Regions from separate parts of the Mus musculus genome. Here region 1 is linked to region 2. A link is a contact called in ENCODE Hi-C or POLR2A ChIA-PET data. All regions are on one chromosome and are shown on one strand. The core of a region is the stretch at or near the end of the contact, and the rest is flanking DNA. Distances in the headings are between cores, read along the strand shown. Region 1 overlaps Arhgap18 (Rho GTPase activating protein 18). Region 2 holds the start of Arhgap18 (Rho GTPase activating protein 18).

Evidence for each region. A loop is a pair of places that touch in the nucleus more often than their neighbours do. ChIA-PET counts read pairs that join two places held with the same protein, here RNA polymerase II (POLR2A).
Region 1: a map of left cerebral cortex shows a loop between it and region 2 (2.1-fold over the local background). The contact joins the enhancer-like site here to the promoter of Arhgap18 in region 2. A Hi-C loop is called at or near these places in 2 of 37 maps with a recorded cell type or tissue (heart and left cerebral cortex). POLR2A ChIA-PET finds 5 or more read pairs at or near these places in 1 of 5 experiments (Patski).

Annotation. Positions count from the first base shown.
Region 1 is chr10:26,874,690-26,880,809 of GRCm38, forward strand. It overlaps Arhgap18 (Rho GTPase activating protein 18), which reads left to right. Exons shown (of 15, transcript NM_176837.2): 8 at 2,468-2,545; 9 at 4,202-4,361; 10 at 5,999-6,081. Among named protein-coding and RNA genes, the nearest start is that of Gm30534, 88 kb to the right of the region's middle. Within about 2 kb of position 2,264, at least 1 of the 3 ENCODE cell types and tissues checked has a DNase peak (open chromatin) inside an H3K27ac peak, as active enhancers do; it is left cerebral cortex, where a contact is called at or near this core.
Region 2 is chr10:26,770,775-26,776,624 of GRCm38, forward strand. It overlaps Arhgap18 (Rho GTPase activating protein 18), which reads left to right and starts at 1,738. Exons shown (of 15, transcript NM_176837.2): 1 at 1,738-1,922. The coding sequence starts at 1,810.

The DNA of each region.
Region 1 (6,120 bases), core at 1,014-3,513, 100 kb after region 2:
TTAGCTTCTACTGCCCTTGCTTTGCCTTGCCTTTTCTCCTAACCCCTCAAAGGCAAGCAGTGGTTTGTGTTCACTGTGAATAGTGGTTCATTTTAATGGTATAGTTTTCAGAAGAAAAATGTTCACTTTATTTAGAAAGTGCATTTTCTGATCAAATTTTCAAATCCAATGTTGTTGTTGTTGTTGTCCCGATGATTCCCCCAAGTCAGTGTTGTGCCAAAAGAGACTGATTTCATTTCTACTTTATAATTCAGTGTTCACACACACGCATACACATATAAGTATATATATATATATATATATATATATATATATATATATATTTATATGTGTGTGTGTGTGTGCATGTGTGTGTGTAGGAGCACCATTAAAATATCAAACACTGAAGTTTCACCAAATAGCACAATTATGTATAGCTGTTTTTGCCTATTTTAGGTCTTAAAAGTTAAAAGAAAGCTGGAATATATTTCCTGTTAATATAAAAGCTAATAATATAGCTAATTAATAATGTAACTAAAATATGTGATTTTCAAAGTGAGAAATAGGAGATAACACATGGTATTGTTTCAGACAGTATACTTCTATAACTCGATGCTGTGATCCAGCACTAGAGACCGCTAGGAAAGGATTTAAACACAAATTCAGAAATGAATCTCAATTAGCATTTTCAAAGCCATAATTTTCTTCTGTATTTAATAAAAGTAAAAGGTGTAGATGGCTAAAAACTAATTGACTTGAGCAACCTGCATTCAACTGGATGTTTTAATAAAGCATGCAAATATTTTATAAGGTGAAATAAAATGAAAATTGGTCATACACGAAACATTTTAATAGCTGGTGTGAAATACTTTATTGAATGATGTCCTTCTAATTTCAAATAATTCATAATTATTTTTACTTTGAGTTCCTCTGCAGTGGTACTTGAAAAATGTGGTCTAGGAAAATTTGAATTTTAAAAATTGATGTACTTCTTTGGTCAGTGATGCCTCACCTAATAATAGTGTATTCTTAGGAGAATTTGAGATTTTTGAATCTCTTTATATCAGAGGCTTTCCTGGTCAAAACTGATTCCCTGGATAGGGAAAAATAGGTGGTTAGGGAAAAGTCACCAACACTTGAGGACCCACTGCTGAATTTGGTATACCTGATTTGGAATCTATAGGGCAGAGATCCATAATTCTCCCAAGGCCTTGTCCCTAACAGACACTTTTATGTGAAAGGGGCAACAGTGCGCTCTATGTGGTCTATGGAGTGTGAGAAACCATTAACAGAGGGTTCCCTGGAGAAAACATTCACTTTCAAATATTCTTTTGCACCCTGGGGGATTTCATGCCCCAAGTTGCACAGAGAACATTTAACTAAGATTGGAGATGCAGGGAAGCCATGTCTGGGTTTTGTAAAGCAGAAGACTTTTAAGAAGGGGGATGGGCTACAGGACAGAAGCACTTAGTGTCTACCTTGTACTTATGAGGAGGCGGTGGAACCTGATTTTCCTATGCATCCTAGAGGATGCTCTGTCTCTGTAAGCTCCACCCTGTACTGCCCAAGGGATGAGCGACCCAGGTTTTGCAACTGGAAGCTTCCTGACGGGACACACCATTCTTAGTTTCTTCACCGCTTTTTAACAATTTACCTCTGTAATATTGCCTATTTGACTGATTTTATATAGTTTTTAATATTTACTCAGTTTTAAAATTATGTGCCTTTGCATGTGGGTACTTGCATGTGAATGCAGATGTCCACAAAGAACAAAGAGGTCCTGCTGATTCCCCCCACCCCCACCCCACCTGGAGTTACAGGCAATTGTGAGCCACCTAAACAGGAGCCAAGATCTGAACTTGAGTCCTCTGAAAGAGCAGTACATAACCTCTGAGCCATTTCTCCAGCCCCATGGCTACTACATTTTCATTTTAATTTATTTTAGTGGTGTCCTTGAGCTAGATTTGTGCCCATTCCTTGAGTGTTAGTATTACTTAGAAGCGCTGCTTGAAAGCATTTTTTTTAAGTTTGCCACCAGAATCTTAAAACGAATATTAGCAACAGTTTTTTTTTCATATAAAAATATTGTTTCCTGAAACAAATTAAGTACAGTATATAAATGTGCAAATACTGGAATTGCATGGCATTTATTTGATTGCACAATGCATGTTGCTGGAGAAGCAAAATAGTGTTCTGAGTTGCTTTTACACAGTGAACATCTTTTCTCTGATCCTGTGGAGAGTCCCAGCTGTTGTGTGAAATTATACATTCCTTTTACAAAAGAGAAAAAGACAAACCTTTTCAAATTTCAACTCAGGTTTTTGTATGTATAGTTTTGAAGATGCCGGTCCCATAGCACTCAGAATCTCATCAAATCCGATTTGCATGCCATCAGAATCAGCTTTCACTTCTTGCAATGGGGGAACCGATGTTGAGCTGTACCTGTTAACAAAGACTAAGATCAAAATGTTTCTTGGCTTATCTGCAGCTGATTTCTCGAATTGAAGAAGGCAGTCTGGAAACCGAGGGCCTCCTACGGATACCAGGAGCAGCCATGAGAATCAAGGTGACTAAAATGCTTCAGTTCTGTTAATGTGCAATTTTGTTGCTTAATTTTGCTTGTGAATTTTAAAGGCCAACTTAGCCTCCCCATCCTTATTCTTGTTAGCAGAGGCGATAAAATAAAATAATAAAATGTCCGAACTTCCACGTTATCATTTCTCTACACACTCCTTCTGGTTTCTATAAGTTTGTATTTTTCCAGATCCCCACGTCACCTATTATAATCCCTTGAGAACGAGAACATCGTGACTCAGAAGGTAGTAGGGAGCTGGGTGAGACAGAGTCAGGATGAGTAATAGCAACGGAGTTTGGATTTTAAAAGGAGAGGGAACAGAACACTCCAGGTGGGAGCAGAGGAAGGCTCTTGACAGGAGCCGCGCAGTTGGCGGCTTTGACAGAAGGAACAGCTTTGGGTAATTTCTAAGAAGGGCAGTTAAGTGGATTCAACTGTGTCAACTGGTCCACCCGGCCTGTTGTCATAGGCCAGATCGTGGCGCAGCCAGCCCCTTGTAAAGGATTTATTTACAGATGATGTGCTGCTAATGGTTGGTCTCCCTACTCCACTGAACCTTCTGTACCCCTTCTTGCCTCTTTCCCCCATTTAGCGTTAATTTCCCTCTTCGTTTCTTCTCTCTCCTTCTTTTCTCCTTCCCTGCTCCTTTCTCTTTCCTCCCTCACTGCTCTTTGACTCCACCCCCCAGTTTCTGAGGTATCAGCCATGCTTCTCACCAACTACAAAAACAATTAGGCAAAAAAATTGGCTAGGATTTGGTTCGGAGAAAATGTGGTAAGGTTACTCTATCAGGAGAGGATGAGCCTCAGTATGTTACTGTATAACAGAGGCTGTAGCTCGATACTGGAACCCTTTCCTAGCACACAGAGGTATAGGGATCCATCCCCAGTGAAACAAAAGAAACAAAACCCACAACCTGTCCTTTGAGAAAGTGGCTCCAGTAATAGACACTTGGAAACATTTTTGACACAATAAGTCTTATGCCACGTTAAAAATGAATCTTGAAAAATAGTCCTCACACACTAAGTTGATTTAGTAGCAGTAGTAGATGGCTTGGCACGTCTCATAGAGTGCTTGAAGTGAGGGGCCTCAGCTTCCACGTTCTGCATGGACTCACTAAATTAACTTGGGCTGACAGCAGAATGGTGGGACAGTGAAGGCAAGTATCTTTCCATATTTCTATGACTCCTTATCTACAGGATTTGGCTTTACATTTCTCAAAGGTAACAAAATTGAGGTAACATCTGTGTAAGATTTGGATTTGTTCATTTTGCTATGTAATATGCCTCTAAATAGCTTTAAAAACATTGTCTTGAATTGTAATTTTTTTTTTTAAATAACTAATGGTAGTGTTTAGGTTACATGCCGAGTAGAAAGTGATTTTAACTGATCTTTTAATTAAATCTTTGCTAATTAAAGTGTGTGAAAATGTTTAAACTCTTTTCTTAACCTTGGGTATAATTTCTTCACTTAAAGGACAATCAAAGTTGGGAACGATATTTTTCTGTGTAACAGAAACACATTGACTTTTGCTATTCAGATATTTCTTTATAGATTAGAAATCTTATAAGATGAAAAACAGATCACACTCTCAATAGGGAACAAACGTACTTACTGCTAATTTCTGTCTCCCCTTGTGCCATTTAGAATCTTTGCCAAGAACTAGAAGCGAAATTTTACGAGGGGACTTTCAATTGGGAAAGTGTCAAACAGCACGATGCGGCCAGCCTGCTGAAGCTCTTTCTGAGAGAATTGCCCCAGCCACTGCTGAGCATGGAGTATCTCAAAGCCTTCCAAGCTGTCCAGAGTAAGTGTTTTCTACCTGGAAGTAGCCTGGGGGTGAGTTCCACCCACGTTAATTGTCTCAGTGACAACTGTCATCATAAGGCACCGCACTACCAGACGTGTTTCCTTAGATAAGTTGATTCACGGATGTCAAGAGTTGTCAGATGCTACATACCACTTTCCTTTCATTCATATAATGTCTAAGTAAACATAACTGAATATTCTCTTCAGGTGCAGATAAGTTGCATGGCCTTTAAAAACACAATGCATCTAGTGTTAAGACCTGGAAACTTTGAGTTTCTCTCTTAATAGCATGAGTCACATAGATCTCTGTTGTGGTTTTCTTGCCAAGTGTTGAAAGGAACACAGAGTGGAGAAACTGTGGATTAGCACTTACTATAAAAACACAAAGAGATATAGTATCTACGGCCATTTCCTGAAAACGTAAATCTGTAGCTGTGTAGGAGGATGGGACCCTAGTGCTTTGTTGCTTCATTGTAGGGACCCTAGTGCTTTGTTGCTTCATTGGTAGAGGGCTGCAAAATTCTGGTGTTCGTCCAATTTCTGGTCCTGGAAAACTCCAAATTAAAATAAGTAATCTGTCTTGATACCTTTCCAGGGAGGAAATACGAAGATCTTTCAAGGTTTATATAGTGCTATGGTTTTCTCATTTATTCCTAGGGGCCACCAGGACAGGAAAGGGTACTCTAATGATGTTCAAGTAATCTTATCTTTAACTTCCAAACCAGAACACTTGGTGAGTAGATGAGGTTGTTATTAATAATGGCAGAGAGATATAGTGCCCACTAGCACTATCACATACTATTTTTTAGGTGTGCAATTTTGGGGTGAGTGTCTAAATTATCTTATATCATAACTTTTCCCCTCAAAATATCTAAAGAAGATAAGAACACTGCTATTTAAAGTATTTAATTTCTTTTTAACACCAAAACAAAAATCCAAAAAAAAAACAACCCCAAAAAACAAAAACAAAAACCCTTTTTTAATGATTAAACTCCATTAATTTTTAATGTATTTCCTGGATATGGACCAAATTGTTGCTTGCTGACAAAGTGATCCTGATGAGATTTTAATTTCTCTGGATATTAGGTACCGAAGATAATGGCGTATACTTCCTGGATGTTTCACTTGCTGTTTGGTTTCTCATTCATCCCATAAGCATTTATTGAGCACCTACTATGTCCCATGCCCTGTTTTGCCTATGTGTATCAGAATGGATAGACTCTCCTCTTGTGTTTTGTTCCCTTGACGTTTAGAAGAAACGACCCCCAGTGCTCAGGAAGCCCCCGTGGGTAGCAACTCGTGGGCAGTCTGATCTTCTCTCTGTTTCCATCAGAGAGTAATTACCACATGGAAGTTAGAATTATTTCCAAATCACTGCTGTGTGTCTGCAAACATAAGGCTGCTCGTCATGGAATCACAGTTGGAAGCTAGCATCCTAGGACTGAGGGTGCTCTGAGCAGCTGCTCGCTCTGATCTCCAGCAAACGCTCCTGGTGAGGCTGGCTGCTCAGTCTTCGTGTCTGGCATTTCACTGGAGTGTTTACACCAAATAACTTTTTTTTTTCCTCTTTAAAAATGGAAAAAAAGAAAGGAAAGTACTCCCTAAAGTTTCCATATTTCTTTGATCTATCTGCAGATCTTCCAACCAGAAAGGAACAGTTGCAGGCTTTGAACCTCCTTGTCATTCTTCTACCTGACGCAAACAGAGACACACTGAAGGTCAGCTGCTTAATTTACACTAAATATCCCTTTGAACTA
Region 2 (5,850 bases), core at 488-2,987:
CACAAAGGTAAGCAAGAATTTCAGTTAGTGACTGGGGATTCAGACCCTTTGGTTGCTTCCTTGCCTGGGTTCAGTCTCCCCACCCACTCCCATACAGACTGACAGTCACAGTTGCAATTGGCAGGACTACTGGCATATACTTGTCCAGAGAATCCCCAAATTTAATGTTCTCAACTGGGTAGCAAGTTCAAGGCTAAAGTCAGGGCTAGAAAGATGGCTCAGTAGTTAAAAGCATATGCTATTTTTCCAGATGACCTGAATTTGGTTCCTAGCACTATGATGGGCAGCTTTCAACTTCTTTATAACTCCATCTCTGAGGAATCAGACAGTCTCCCCTAGCCTCTGGGGCACCAGAACATTTGTAGCAAACACTTGGAGGGACACACAAACATGCAAATCAGTAACCAGCCCAACAACAACAGCAGCAGCAGCAGCAGCAGCAGCAGCAGCAAGGTATGGTTCTAAGAATAGCACTTGGGGACAGAAATAGGAAAATCTATGGTTTGAGACCAGCCTGGTCTACACAGAAAGTTCCAGGCCAGCCAGGGCTATTTCATCTAAATGTGTGTTGTGTGTGTGTCTCTGTGTGTGTGTGTGTGTAAAATAATAAAATATATATCAAGCAAAATGTTTCAATTGAGATTGTCACATATATCAAAGAGCAAGAATTTTTGTTTTTAATTTTTAGGACTAGGAAACCCAGAAAATGATTTTTTAAAACTGATGTTTGAACTTGCTTTTTTCAGTTGACTAAACAAGGCGGTATCTAGGTGGGCATCTCCTGGCACTTACTATCTTATTTTGGTCAAGATATTTCACCTGTCCACTGGCTATACTCTTTCTAATAATATTCTCTCTCTCTCTCTCTCTCTCTCTCTCTCTCTCTCTCTCTCTCTGTGTGTGTGTGTGTGTGTGTGTGTGTGTGTGTGTGTGTGTGTATCTGTGTCTGGCACAAGCTGGAGTATTCTTGGGCATACCCCCAACCCCACCACTGGAAAGTAATAGGTTCTCAGCAAATGTTGGAACTTCTTATTTTGACTATTAACTTTTTTTTTTTTTTTTTGGTTTTTCGAGACAGGGTTTCTCTGTATAGCCCTGGCTGTCCTAAAACTCTGTAGACCAGGCTGGCCTCGAACTCAAAAATCTGCCTGCCTCTGCTGGGATTAAAGGCCTGCGCTACCAAGCCCAGCTGACTGTTAACTTTTAACAGGCATTAGGTAGACAGTTTAAAGTTTATTTTTCCCAAATAGTGTTTGATTAAAAAAAAAAAAAAAAAAAAAAAAAAAAAAAAAAAAAAAAAAAGGTGTGCTTGATATTGCAGGGCACACAATAACACAGTATATTTTGTAGCGGAAAGCAAAGCCTTTCTGGTGGGCCAGATGGCATTGTGACCTTTGATTGGGCTTCTTGGTTTGGCTGTGGTGAATGTCGAATGCCTGAAGGGGTTAAGGAATGCCTTCCTTGAGTGATGCGAAGCAGCAGAAATAATCAGGTAGTAGTAACACATGGGGAAGGGAAAAGACTCTGTCCTAACCACGGTTTCCTCAGGCCCCCTTAACAACTGCTGCTGCTGCAGCGGCGGCTGCTGCAGCCTGGGATTGCCGGGTTTAAACAAAGCTGTGAGTCACACACAGCCTGTAACTGCAGGGCCAGGAAGCTCTGCGGGAGAGGCCACGCCTCTCTCCCTGTGAATCGCTGGCCCGGACAGGGGAGGGGCTGGCCCTTGCTAATGAGCAAGTTGGTCAGGCGAGACAGGAACTTCATTCCCCTCTGTGTCAGAATCCCAGAAATTATGCCCCTTCTCTCACCATGAACTGGCTATCGAGTTCCTCGGGAGTTGTGCTAACTGCTTACCACCCCAGCGGCAAGGACCAGGTCGCTGGGGACAGCCATGTAAAGGGAGGCGACGAAGCCACCTCCAGGTAAGGAGGAAAAACAAAAACCCTCTACCTGCCCAAGGAACAAAGTGACAGGGAAGTTGTCAAGAGCGGAGAGAATCACCTCTGTACTTGAAGCCTGACCTGACGCTGCAACATAGGCGGTTGGCTAGTTCTTTGCATCTCATTTACTCGAGTGCAAGAGCCCTTCTGGTTACCAGTGGAGGATGGGGGGAGTCGGGGGCGGGGGTGTGTGGGAGGTGACTCTGTGGCGCTCCGACCAGTTGCTTAGCAGGTGCATGTGCAAATACTGACTGATCAAATGACTGTATCGGAAACACTCTCTGGGAGATGGAATTCTTGAATGGGCTCAAAACGCCGCTGGAACTGTTAGCTGGGAAAGTCTGCCAAATAGCAGGGAGGCTGGTCACTCTTCTTGCTGTTTTGAGAGTGGCACCCTCCTCCTCTCTCTGAAAGCAGACCGCTTGGGCAAAATGCCCAAGTCAGTGGCCTGTGGCTGTGCTGTTCGCATTCTTCAGTGTGTGTAGATTACTCGCACAGCCAAACACACCCCTCCCTGCACTCTTGGGATTTCAAAGGGGAGTTTTTGTCAGCAGGCAGTAAGTACTCTGTTGGTAGAAGGAGCGTGGTTAATGTAAAATCACTTTATAGGCAGATAGGGCAAACGTTCTATAGACCATTGAGTCGCAGAGTCCTCTCTGCCTCTCTGTGTACTTTGTTCTGTTTTTCAAGGTTGGTTTTTCCCCTGCCTCTTCCTTTCTCGCCTTAATGACCTTCTCCCTAGCTGAAACCAGTAATCTCCAGTCTTAGATAGAAATTGCAAACATTGGCCTGGAAGATTGAAAAAAAAAAGTTATCAGTAAGTCCAATTCCATCTTGATATTAAAGGTGATAATGAACACTTTATTGTTCCTGGGTACTTCACGCCTGTGCCTTCCAAAGAAAAGAATGCCTTCTTTCATTGGTTTCCCAAATCCTTAACCGCGTGGGGCGTGTGAAAAATCAAAGGAAAGGTTAGACCTTGCCTGGGGAACTTTGCTTCTTACTTGTTGCCCTCTGTATGGAGGCCATTGGATAAACTCATTTCCAAAGTTCAAAGGGAGTGGTTGCTTTGGGGCTACACATGTAACCATTTTGTTTCCTTTGAGATTTATCAAGCGTTTCCATGCATGCTTCTGCAGGACAGTAAAATATTCATCTTTTAGCAGCAAGCAGCCAGCAACAGCAAACCAACAGTAAGCAGCCCTAGCTTGTCTTCCTTCTGACAGTTAAAATAGCCCAAACTGTGAGCTCCCAAGTTCTTCATTTGTCACTGGCTTCAGGCTGGGTGGGCTTGAGGACTGAGCTGAGTCTTGGGTCTCCGTTGTGAGAGTGAATTAAAAGCGCTGGGACTTTGGGTCCCAACCTTCATCCCACTGTTCAGACTCAAACTCCAGAAATCCCGCTCAGGTGTAGCAAAGTCTCTTAGGGGAAGCTTGTGCATGAAACTGTAGCCATTCTTTCCCATCCATCTTTGCAAGTTTGTAGTTTGTTGTGGGAGGTTTAGACTTGAGCAGGTGGAACAAATGTGTGTATTGTGTTGTTTCCAGCTATTGCAGAAGCAGAGCCAAGGTGGGCAGAGAAAACAGGGTGAGCAGTAGGCCTTGGATATGTGTCAGGACACATCTCTAGATGGGCTGTAAAAGACCTTTCAGCTAGCCGCCAAAATGCTCACCAACCATTTTCTGGGACTGCCTTTTCATGAGGGATAGGTAGTGATGCTGGGGTGTGGGGAGAAGGTCAAAGACTGGTTTGAGGCAGGAGGGGAGGGGGAAGCAGTCTTCATTAATTTTTACCCTGAAGCTTAGTAACATATCAGCTAGCACAGTGTAACTTTGGGAGGTTCCTTGTTTAGCCTGGAAGAGGTTAAGATACTGGAGTTGGCATGAAGTAAGGCTTCCTGGAGTGAGGGGGGATTTGAGCAGTGGAACAGATAGGGCTAGTAGTGACCTCCTAAGGATGGCCATAATGGATGGGGCTATGTGTGGATTGGCTGGCTGGTAGTTTAAGCATTACGAAGTTGCTCCAAGATTTCAGTGATTGTTGATGCCTATTTTGTAAACAAAACTGAAGTGAAACTCATATAAAGAGGCTAATTAGATCCTGCATGTCCTCATATCTATTTAAAAGTAGCGGGAGGTAGCTCAAAATTCTGACCTTGTTTATCAAAGAATTTCATTTATTCTAAATTATATGTGTATATAATATATAACATGTATATACATATATATGTTATGTGCATATACTCATATTTTATATATAACAGCAAAATATAAAGGGTTATATTTATGATTTCAGATGTTTATAGAAAATGTTTTGATTTTTAACTTTCTCTTGCCAAATCATCCTTTCAGGATGATGAGAAGTTAATACTTTGGTGAGCAGTCTGATATCATAGAACTTCTTATATTACATTACCTCGATTAGAATTCACTCCCGGATCCCAGATTGAAGAATTCCTCTCACTCCTGTTTGAAGCCTCCCAGTTGGAGAATCCTGATTTATGTTTTCTTTTTGCAGTGTTTTTTCCTTAAACTACAGGGACTTGAAAGAAGATGTTAACATTAGTTTTCTGGCTGACTGTATACAAATGATTCCAAAGGAAACCACTTTTTATGGACAGCTATATTTATAAGACTTTATTTACTTACTTGTGTATTTAGGCAGGCATCTCAGTATTTGCTTTAGGAAAAACAATTTTTCAAAAAAAAGAAAAAAACTATATCACTGTTCTTTTGACTTTAGCATCATCTTAAGGGGAAAACTATTTTTTATTTTCTTTTAATATTAATTTCTAGTATATTTTCTGTCTTTGAAAACTCTTAACTCTGTTTTAAAAATTTTAATAGCTTAAAATAGATTGGACAATGAGATCTTTGGTGCCTTGCTTGAACAAACATGGTTTTCATTGTATAAGGGTTATTGGAACCCTGAAACCCAAGGTTGGAAGTCCAACATGGCTCCATTCTTGCTCTCCTAGTCATTTGCAGTGTGTACCATAGACATTAATTCTCTGCTGTAAGTTGGACTTCATAGTAGTCTTCCCCTTGCTGGGAGGTCTTCCTTGCAAAGCCTGTGGGGTAGAGTCTGTCTCCAGGCAGTTCCCCTAATACTTTAAGCCACATAGGATAGTCTTAAGTTTTGTGTTGTTTGGGAATCTCATTTTGTCAAGGGTTAAGATATAGAAGGTCACCATACTTAGTTAAGAATGATTTTGTAAGCGAGATATGGTGGCGCATATCATCTCTAATCCCATTTGGATTATATATAATCTTGATTTGGGAGTGAAGGAGGATCTAGAATTTAAGCTTAGCGTTGCCTATCTACAGAAAGTTGAAGGTCAACTTGGACTATCTGAGACCATGCTTCAAACAAAAAGTATCTTCTAGCACAACAACGGAATGAATAAATGAATAATAAATCAATAAAAAGGCTTATGGGAAATTGGGTGTGCTGGTGTATACCTATAATTTCAGCATACAGGAGGAATGAGGAAGATGAGGATTTCAAAATTATCTTCAGATATGTAGTGAGTTTGAATCTTATCTCTAAGACCCTCCACTTCTCATTCACTCCCCACCCCAGGTAAAGAAACAAGACACTTGCAGGGCTTGGTGGTGCATGCCTTTAATCCCAGCACTGGGAGGCAGAGGCAGGCGAATTTCTGAGAGAGAGTTCCAGGACAGCCAGGGCTATATAGAAAAACTCTGTCTCAAAAAACCAAAAAAAAAAAAAAAAAAAAAAAAAAGAAAGAAACAAGACACTGGAAAATGAAGACAAGTATAAAATTTTAGTCTTTTGAAATCTGAAAGACCTTGGAAGTGCCTTTTCTTCCACAGCAGTTCTTCAGTTGGACTGGGGACAGCTGCACATGCAAGTTGTGCCTTGAAGTCCATGAACCTCAATGGAATGT